Linked DNA regions of Homo sapiens: region 2 is linked to region 1. Evidence: chromatin loops called from intact Hi-C (ENCODE). Cell type or tissue: Caco-2. All regions are shown on one strand. Links, peaks and the distances in the headings refer to the core of each region. The heading gives the core; the rest is flanking DNA. Region 1 has its middle 110 kb from the start of LPAR1. Region 2 has its middle 27 kb from the start of MUSK.

The links. A loop is a pair of places that touch in the nucleus more often than their neighbours do. Peaks named below come from ENCODE experiments on the same cell type or tissue, not always from the same donor. Only the 100,000 strongest peaks of a DNase experiment are listed, where the experiment ranks them.
Region 2: a loop joins it to region 1, with 4 times the contacts of the local background. A loop is called at or near these places in 6 of 110 quality-filtered maps.

What each region holds. Positions count from the first base shown.
Region 1 is chr9:111,145,319-111,150,711 of GRCh38, reverse strand. No RefSeq gene overlaps it. Among named protein-coding and RNA genes, the nearest start is that of LPAR1, 110 kb to the right of the region's middle. In Caco-2, for the core only: no CTCF peak of the experiment used is centred there; no DNase peak of the experiment used is centred there.
Region 2 is chr9:110,639,375-110,644,767 of GRCh38, reverse strand. No RefSeq gene overlaps it. Among named protein-coding and RNA genes, the nearest start is that of MUSK, 27 kb to the left of the region's middle. In Caco-2, for the core only: no CTCF peak of the experiment used is centred there; no DNase peak of the experiment used is centred there.

The DNA of each region.
Region 1 (5,393 bases), core at 186-5,185:
TATGTGTAAGTATTTTAAATGTTAAAAAAATTTTAGGATAAGAACTATATTTTGTTTTGCTAATAAGCAGAAAAACAGAGACTTAGAGAAGCAGAGCTAGGATTCGAATCAAGTATATATGACTCCAAAGCCCAGACTCCTATTCATTAGAGCACAGTACTTTAATAAGTTCACATCTGTGAGTCCTTTTCAGAGTCATTAAACTCTGTTTAGCTCTCAGCATTTTGTATATTTTGGCTTGTTTTCTTTTAAATACCATATGGCTTTTTAAGAATGGAGATATAATCTTACAACTAATCACTATCCTAAGAAAATTAATAAATTTTGCTGAGCTGATAGTAAGAGTAACTGATAGTAAAAGTGACAGTAATTGGAAACATTTGTAAGATATTTCACATTTCGCAAACTGTTTTTCACATGTCCACATTTGCAACATATTGTGAAACAAAAATATAGTTTACGAAACAACATGTATTGCTGATGCTAATAAGTTTTCCAAAATTCATACAATGGTGAGGTTATAGGTAATTTTTAATTTTTATAATTTTTCTTTATTTAAAAACTGTAGACTTACGTATCCTTTTAATAATAATTACATTTAATCTTTTATAAATTTTTACGGCATCCTAAAGAGATTGAAGGTAAACACCAGACTTAACATTTTTAAAAAGTTAAATATATTTTTATGTATAGAACTTCTGTGATTTTATCAGGAACACATTAGATGCCTGTAGTTGAATGGCCAAAATTTATGACATTCATTTCTCATAGCAATCTGAAGTAGATACGATAGTTATTTTTTTTTTTTTTACGAATGAAGAAACTACAATTTAGAGATGTTTGAATGATTTTTCCCAAACTCAGACAATTAATAATTTATGAAGCCAGAACTAGAAGAAACATTTTCTAAATATGAACAAGCAGCTGTAGACTCTTAACCCCATTATTATTCCATATTGAGGGCCAAACATAACCAAATAAAGCAGCTACGGTCCCCTGCAACCAGGAAAATGAGGAGAAAATGCCCTGGAGAAAATGAAGTCAGAACTTGGAAAATCAAGTGGTGATGGGATCCCCGTAGGTTGCTATCTGCTGATGGGTGTGCCCTTTCACAGTGGAGCCAGGGGTGTCAGGACACCCTGAAAATCCAGGGGTGTGGTACTCATGGAAAGAACAACTCTAGCTGGCCTCTGGCCTCCCATGCCGCAGGGCCAATTCTTGCTGGGTGTGCTCCAAATTACCCCAAAAGGTGACAGCAACAACTGTGCTAGTGTGTCAGCCTTGGAGCCAGGCTTTCTCCTGACTCACATAAACATGGCCCAAATGTGCAGCTCTAGAGCCAAGCCTCTGTTCCCTACTCAAAAATTCTGGATAAACTAGTTAGTTCTTTCAAATCCAGTTGCTTAAAATGACTTACCTTGCTTTACATATGTTCATTTCTCTCCTGCGTCTAGGTAACAGCTCTCCTATGAAGCAGTCATTCTAGAGCACTTGTTAAAAACTCCTGTTCTAGAGTGGCACTAGGGGGAGTCAGGCTGGTTCCTGAGCTTGCTCAGGTTCTGCTGTGATGTGTTGGACAACCAGATGGGCCTAGGTCTCATCTTCACTAATATCCAGAGAACTTTGCAATTGGAAAATAAATCCAAATACCCCAAGTGATGTAGGTTGAGATGTACCAGTGTGGGATCCGGGATGTGAACTAGGGAAGTATTAAATTCTAAGTCAGTGCTGGTAGTGGATATGGAGAGGTTAAGCTTCCTTGTGAAATACTAGATTCTGGGGATGAGAAGGGGAGCAGATAGAACCCAGGAAATTTTGGTTGAAATATTAAGATGGTCACAAGACAGAGTTGGAATTACAAAACAAGAGAGGCAGAAGGAAGTGAAAAACTGAGTGGTATTTAGCAAGTAAATGGTATTTAGTGTCTTGTTAAGTGTGCAGAAAAATGTGAGTATGCTTGTAGTGTTTGTTTGTTTAATTTTTTGCTTTGATTTTAGGCCGTTTAGCATCCATTCCAGTTTCTTTTGGTAATAGCATCTGAATTTCCATTTGGAAATGATCTTTCTCCATCGTATACAGTCTAATGGGCAAGGAAGGCCAGTTGGAAATTATCTGTCTGAAATTTAGATTATGAGCAGAATGATGAAAGTCTGTTAATTATTGGCGTTCTTTCATGACCGCATCACTCCCTGGGGCAATGCTACACTTCCTGCCACTACACTCTCTGGAGCAGTCTAGTTTCTGTATGTTCTGTGCCTCGTTTCCTTCAATCCTGTGAGTCCTGTGAGCTCCCCTACATCTTTCCCATAAATTCCCCATTTGCTTAAGTTAGAGTCAGTTTCTGATCACAACCAAAGAATCTTCACGAATACTCTCATACTCCAGATTAGGTAAAGTAATTGAAGGTGAACCTTGTGATGTTCACAGTGTTAGCAGTATACCGAAACAACATAGCCTGTTCTGTTTTTGAGAGAATGAAGCTGTAACGCCAAATATTTAAAACGGTCAGGAGTGGAGGAGGTCACTGGAGGCTAATATAGCAATGTAATATAGTTACTGCCTAATTTATTTAGAGTTCGGCCTGAGGATGTGAGTTGATTTCTTTTTCCCTCCAGCATTTTATTATCCAAAATTTTCAAACATATGACTAAGTTGAACAAATACTATGATGACCACCCCCTATGCCCATTATCTACATTGTATTATTAAAATTTTACTATGCTTGTGTTGTCACATATCTATCCATCTAACAGTCTTTCTATCCACCTAACAGTCTTACTAGCCATCCTCTTTTTGTTTATGCAATTCAAAGAAAATTGCAGACCTTAATATACTAACGTTACTATTTTGTATCATGAGTATCATCAAGAGTTAAATATTCGTTTATAATTTTTTTCTTTTGATGTAAAATGTACATACAAAGAAATGCACGAATCTTCATGTTAATTTCCTCAGTTTTAACAAATGCATCCATTGGTGTAGCCCAAACCCCTATTAAGATATAGAACATGGCTGAGTGCAATGGCTCATGCCTGTAATCCCAGCACTTTGGGAGGCTAAGGTGGGCGGGTCACAGGGTCAGGAGATCAAGACTATCCTGGCTAACATGGTGAAACCCCGCCTCTACTAAAAATACAAAAAATTAGCCGAGTGTGGTGGCCCGTGCCTGTAGTTCCAGCTACCTGGGAGGCTGAGGCAGGAGAATCGCTTGAACCCGGGAGGCGGAGGTTGCAGTGAGCCGAGATTGCACCACTGCACTCCAGCCTGGGCAACAGAGCAAGACTCTGCTTCTAAAGAGATAAATAAATAAATTAATTAAAATAAAATAAAATAAAAATAATAAATAAGATATAGAACATGACTTTTGCCCAGAAAGTTTCTTTTGCTCTTTCCTAGACAATGTTTCTTCCTCCCCCAAGGTTAACCACTGTGATTTTTTTCCAAGGGAGCTTACTTCCTGTAATGGGGAAACAAGTGAGCCGACACGACAGCTGCCTGGGCCTCTAGTCATGGGGGTGCTGAAGCATTATTGGGATTGTAACTGATGGACAAAATCTTAATTAGCACTACTGTCAGGGAGAGTTCTGTAGGTGGCTGGAGGGTGTTTGCTTAGATAAGCACTCTGGATGGATGGAATTGTCTTCTAGGAAGCGTGCTTGAGTCATAGTTGATGGGTCTCTGGTCCAGGGACAGTGCAGAAGAGGCTGAAAATTGTGACCCTGGTCCTCCCGGTACAGCAGCACTTAGCCTCGTTTTTAAGTAAAGGTCACACACAGACCTAATAATCTCTATTTGAAGGGACACAAATGATTAGCCTACCTTTAGTATCAAATTACTGGCCCATAAAGATCCCCAGATGTCTCTGGGCATGAAGTGAAATCAAAACGTGGCAATTTTGTTCATGTCACTTTAATTACTAACAGGGAGACAACACACCAGGTCTTAACTCATCCATTTGCTACAGAAGGCTTAACTGAGAAGACTGGAAATGGGGAGGAAGAAAGGGTGGAGTTATAAATTCACAGATGGTAGACTCTGGACATTGGAAAGGGATGGGCTGGAATCTGAGGAAGACAGAATATTCTCCCCTTTCTCTGTTCCTTTTTTCCCAGGGAAGGTCCAGGAGGGTCTGTGGTTATCATGAATTGGTGAAATTTCAGATTCTGATATTTTCTCTCGCTTTCTTTGCTACTATTTTCTGCCACAGGTCACAGGATGACCAGACCACTTCACATAATTCTATTTTAAGCTTGCCCTGTATGGACAGGCAGGCTCCTTAGTTTTTTCAAAGGGTGATCTTTACCTGGAAATAAAAATGTATGCAGTTGCTCAGTATTAGGGCACTGCCCTTTTTCTTCTGGAGGTTTATCATTCATGTATCCCACAAGACTATTCTCTTTTTGGTATTCCTCCTTAAAAACATTCACATGGCTGAATCAACATGATATGTAGGTCTCGGGATTCTGAGCTCTTTAGAAACACCTGTTGGGAGGGCTGAAAATGGGACTCTGTGGCTACCTGGCTGCCACATATCCCTAATTACCTTGAGGATTTTAGTTTATGGCCCAAAAAACCGTGGGTGCAAATAAGAGACTTCATCTATATTTTCACACATAATTTTTCTTATGAAAGTAAATTCACCCTACCAAAAAAAGTAGAAAAATTCATAACCTGTCACCGTAACAACTGTCATTAGCATTTTATGTTAGCTCTCCATATGTTTTATAAATTTGACATAAGCTTATTACCTCTGTATATTTTACATTGTTTTTACATCTATTCAATCAAGAATTTTCCCAGGTTGCATCTTTAAAATCATGATTTTTCTAAGAGTTCCGAAATATGTCGCTCAGCTAACATGTGATGGGATGTTTAACTGTTTCCTATTCCTGGGCATTTTAGGTTATCTGCATTTTCTGCTGGTATAAATTGCACTGTGATGGACACTTTTTTTTCACATAACATTTCCATGTGTTGGCACTTGTGTACAAGTATGAAAGGCAACTGCTGCTAGGAGCTATTACTGTTTGCTAAGGAAGATGTAAGCCCTACCCTCAACCTACATAAGAATAATAGTGAAGAGTGCATAGTAAAGAACAATTAATGAAGGCTAAGTAATAAATAGATAGTGAAGATAGTAGAATGTCCCACTGGTGCAGTGGTGGGCTCCTCTCCATTCTATCAGGAACCCTGAGCCATGGGAGTGTGTTTTGCAGAGAACATACTATTGTCCTCATGCTTTTTAATATTGTAAATTATTAAATACTTTTAATTGCTTAGAACATTATTGGCTATTTTGCACTCATGTTGCTGCCTGTTTTGCTCATCTCTTCAAGTTTTTATGTGATTCCAAAACTTTTATACTGTGTTAATGGTTTAAATAACATGTTTTT
Region 2 (5,393 bases), core at 289-5,288, 510 kb after region 1:
AATATTTTTTAAGAATAAAATCAATGTGAGGAATAAAAGAAAGCATCAAGAGATTTGACTTTACAAATATTAAGATATTTTGTATTATAAAAACATCGTTAAGAAGCAAACAACAAATAATTGGAATTCAGGGGCTCAATAAATAAGACACCTCTACTCTGGTCAACTTCTGAACCAAATGAACAATAAAGAAGATGAGTCAATAGGATAGAGGCCAAAATATCATCTTTATCATTATTAAACTGAGGTTGTAGAATGTTGCTGGACAGTGGTGGGCAGGTGAATTTACTAACATGGGTCCCCTAAGTTAGGCAGATATATCCATCCATGCACAGGCAGTCTTAGAGTGACTCAGGCCTTCCCTTATGGTGTCTGCCTCTGATGAACTTACAGTGTAAAAGAGCAAAAAACAACTTATGCCTCTTGTCTCACTGTGGGGAAGTTTGCTGCCAAAGAAAAAACTTGAAAAGGGGGTCAGGCTATATATGCCCAAGATTGTGCTCCCAAACTCATCAATTGGATTACAATGCTTCTTCTCCCTTTGAAAGAAATGGGTTAAAAAATAACCAGGAATCTTACACAAATAGAGTTCACACATAAACATGAGAAATAAGGTAGAACTATTATTTGCCAAACAGAATTTAAGGGTACGTATTGGTTAGGGATTTGAACTGGCTACTACATATAGTGCACAAGAGCTTATATAAGGGGAAAAAAAGAGAAATTCCAATAGGAAATAGAGCAAAGGATACAAAAATTCACAGAATTACAAATACCTAATAAAATATGAACATTCTGAAATTCATCTATTCAAAGAAATACAAATAATAAACATCAGTGTTTTATATATATGAAGTTTCTTACAGTTATTTATTCCACCTTGAGAGATGAAGAGAAAAAAGCAGGAACAATTTGCTAATATACAGCTAGTATTGTGATAAGTCAAAGTAACTGTGTACTGATCAGCTCCTGATGACTATAAGAGTGTCTTAATTTCTAATGTTATTAAGCTTTACTTTATCAAGGAAGTTAAATCAAATGTACTAACCATTAAGAATTTGCTCTGTTTCAAGTTAGCAAATAGTAAGAGAATGTTAGTCAATGAAGAGCAGTGAATATACCATGCCTCTAACCCAAGCTCTAACTTACTTTGTTCCAGTCTATGTGGTAGGTAGATGGTGTAAGAATATGACAGTTGCTCAGAACTAGAAAGACAGACAATATAGGGGCACAGTAGTGTGCAGGGGCGATAGACAGTGGGGATGGTATGGTTGAGGGGTTGGTGCCATTAAGATGTAGACATAGTCTATTCAGATACTGTAGTTAAATAGAACATGACTCCTTGCCTCCTTCACTAGCCACATTTATTCCAGGGAGAAAGCCCTGACTTGAATTTCTGTGGATGACACAGGTGCTAAATGGAATAAAATATAATGTCTTTAAAATGGAAAAGTTATATTTTTTGAGGATAAGTATTGCTATTGATGACATAGTGAGACTGGTACTCTCATTCACAGATGAAGATTGTGCAAATTAGTTAAAAATTTTTATCAAAAGCTTCATAAAGACAATACCTTTACACCAACTAGTCCCACATTCAGTACTCTATCCAACACAGAACTGTAAAAGAGATTTACATCTATGTTAGACATCACAGCCAAAAAAAAAAAAGCTGAAATAATCATGTTTTTTGAATTTAAGAATATAAATTTTGATCCATTTTATTATTATTATTATTGTTATTATTTTGAGACAGGGTCTCACTCTGTCGCCAAGGCTGGACTGCAGTGGCGTGATCTCCGCTCACTGCAACCTCCACCTCCCAGGTTCAAGCAATTCTCATGCCTCAGCCTCCCAAGTAGCTAGGACTACAGGAGCACACCACCACGCCCAGCTAATCTGTATATTTTTTAGTAGAGACAGGGTTTCACCATGTTGGACAGGCTGATCTCGAACTCCTGACCTCAAAGTGATCAGCCTTCCTTGGCCTCCCAAAGTGCCATTATTGTTTTTAAAGTATAAGAATAAAATGTGCCTATATAGTATGGTTTGTACACATGCATATATGTAGAGAGAGAATACACTGAAATCTTTAGAATTTTCTCTCAGAGGTAGAAGAGCAGATAAATTTTAAATATTTTAGTATTTTAATTTTATATTTATATAAAAAGTTTCTACATTTTATATAAAATATATTTTTATATTCTTATTTTGTAATTGAATTTTCTGATTCCCCAAATTATTCACTATGATTATGCATTACTTTCAACTATACACATACATATATATAAAATTTATAAATAAACATTTACAGACAGTTTTTACATCTGTGCCCAGTTTTGCAGTTATGCTTACAACACTTTAGTCAACTTTACACATTATTCCTGCACTCATCAGTTCTTACATGTCACAAAACTATCTTGACTCGCGAATATTTTTTTTGAGATGGAGTCTCGCTCCATCGCCCAGGCTGGAGTGCAGAGGCGCCATCTGGGCTCACTACAACCTCTGCCTCCCGGGTTCAAGCAATTCTTCTGCCTCAGCTTCCCAGATAGCTGGGATTACAGGTGCCCATCACCACGCCCGGGTAATTTTTTGTATTTTTAGTAGAGACAGGGTTTCACCATGTTGGCCAGGCTGGTCTCAAACTCCTGACCTCAAGTGATCTACCCACCTCAGCCTCTCAAAGTGCTGGGATTACAGGCATGAGCCACTGTACCTGGCCTTGACTTGTAAATTTTGATTCATTTTTCTATTGAGTAAAATATTTTTCTTTCTTTTTCAGAAAGGGTACGTAGTAGCTGTTTTCTAAGGCTTTGTGTACGAAAAATTGTCTCCTAAAGACTCCACTTGTAAAAGGCAATAGATCGAATATAGTCTTTTCGTACTATTGACGGACATTCAATATTGCATGAGTTTGAAGCAAATCTAATTTTTGTACTATTGAAAGTCACCTTTTTAATTTTGTTTTTGCCTGGTTACTCCTACAGTGTTTCATTATCAAAATCGGAAAAACTTTGGTTCCATTTCTCACCAATTTTAGCCATTAAGACAGAGGCTTGTTTTAATTTGAAGGTCAGTGTCACCTGGAATAAGGGAATTCTGTGGTCACCCCTGGTGACTGCACCAAGGCTATGTATGCTGTCCCTCAGATCACACAAAGCTCAGGGTACTTGGCAGAGCTAGGGCTGTGACTCTGCAAGTAAAATTATAGATATTTGCTCTGACTAATTTAGTAATCATCCATGAAAAACGATGATGTGTAACCCATGAGTGGATCTTTCTAAATCCTACATTAGCTTTTCTCTGAGCCCCGTTAAGTTTTCATCATTTGAAGTTTGGCTTCAGTCAAAGGACCAACTGACTCAAAATAAGGATAACTGGATTTCAGCTATCATAGAGCATTGCAGCCCAGGAATGAATTATGGCTGTGCAAATCAATCCCTTGATGTCATGAAGGTAATTCTTGCCAAATTACATCAACTTTGCCCCCTCGACACAGCTTCTCTGTCTTGGTAGAGGAATACTGTCTATTCTCTAGACCATACCAGAGGCAAAAGTAGGACTATTTGTCAAGGAATATGCAAAATTTTCTGCTTTCAACTCCATCACTCCATGTAGCGTCAGGCATTCTGCACAGTCTATCATATACATTGCAAGTCTCCAGGGTAAGTGAGTGGGTTGGGGGTTGCACTTGAATTCACAACTGAATCTCTTCTCCTACCCCCACAGCTGCTGTTATCTTACTTTCTTGCAACAGCCTCTTCAATGAGACATCCTGTCAAACCTCAGCTGTAAGAGCCTCTCATCACTGTCACTTCTTCTATTGTTCTCTGTAATAATGTCACCAGGCCTGCCAAAAGGACTGTCTTCTAATACTCCTGAAGCTGTCAAAACAACTTCCACTGCAGATGTCTAGGTACTCCCACTGGGCACCCAGCCACAGGTGACAATCAATGCTATGTTAAGTCATTTTACAGAGTTCTAGGTAAAATCAGCACTTGAAGTTTTTATTTGCAGGCCTCTCTCTCTCTCTAACATAGTTGTGGAAATAAAACCACAAGCTGTAAGATGTTTTTACTGTGTGGGTTTGAAGCCTGGCTATATTACCTTGGGAAAGTAATTTAATCTCTTTCCTCCTTTCTAAAATGTTATAATAATAATAATACGTACCTCGTGTAGATGTTTTGATGAGTGAGTACACCTATCCCTTGCTTAAAGAGTTTAAATTATTCCAAAAACTTTGTCATTAATCGAATGGCCAAAATTTTTGAAAATCCACCAATTTAAATTGGAACTATTCTAGTCCAGTTAGGCAGCTTCCTAAATACTGAGCACATAAAGATATTCCGCATTCTTCTTTACAACATTTATACTATGGAATTCAGATCTCATTAATTCATCATATGTAATGCTGTCACAGACTGTGGTTAGGCTACAGTTTGAAGGAAGCCATTGAAAAACGGTAAGAAATATTTTTAGGAAAACTTTTAATGCTACTGAAAAGATCAAATGTTTCAATCACTTTAGAAGCATATATCAATTGATATACTAATAAATATATCAGTTGTACTCAGTTGTCAATGAGTACATTGACAAACTAATTAGAAAGTATACTAAGTATAATTTGAGTTAAGAAAAGTAAAACTTAAAATGAGGCAAAGGGCTTTTTAAAATCAAAATGAAAAAATCACACTAAAATATGAGTTATAAGCTTTAATTCATTGAATAATATAATGGTAAAATATGTAAAGAAAAAGCAAATGTTAATGAAAAGAAATACAATTGTCAGAGATTTTGATATCTCTTCTCCATGAGAAATCAAGTGGTTAAAAAAATATGTAACATTGGCTGGGTGCCGTGGCTCATGCCTGTAATCCCAGCACTTTGGGAGGCCAAAGTGGGTGCATCACCTCAGGTCAGGAGTTTGAGACCAGCCTGACCAACATGGTGAAACCCCGTCTCTACTAAAAATACAAAAAATAGCCAGGCGTGGTGGCACATGCCTGTAATCCCAGTAATCCCAGCTACTTGGGAAGCGGAGGCACGAGAACCGCTTGAACCCAGGAGGCGGCGGTTGCAGTGAGCTGAGATCATGCCACTGTACCCCACCCTGGCTAACAGAGTGAGACTCCATCTCAAAAAAAAAGAAAAACAACAACAACAAAAAGCACATAACATTATATAGAGAATCTGAGAAATATAAGAAAGTTATAATATTTGAATTCTATATCATACAAATATAGACTAATCCTTTTCATGGTCCCTGAGAAACAGTTATTAAAATTTATCATAAAAAAACACTCAAAGAAAAATTCAATAAACTTAAAAAAAGACATATTTTTTTCTAAAGTAAAATAACACTCTCCTAAATAACACTTGGGTTAGCAACA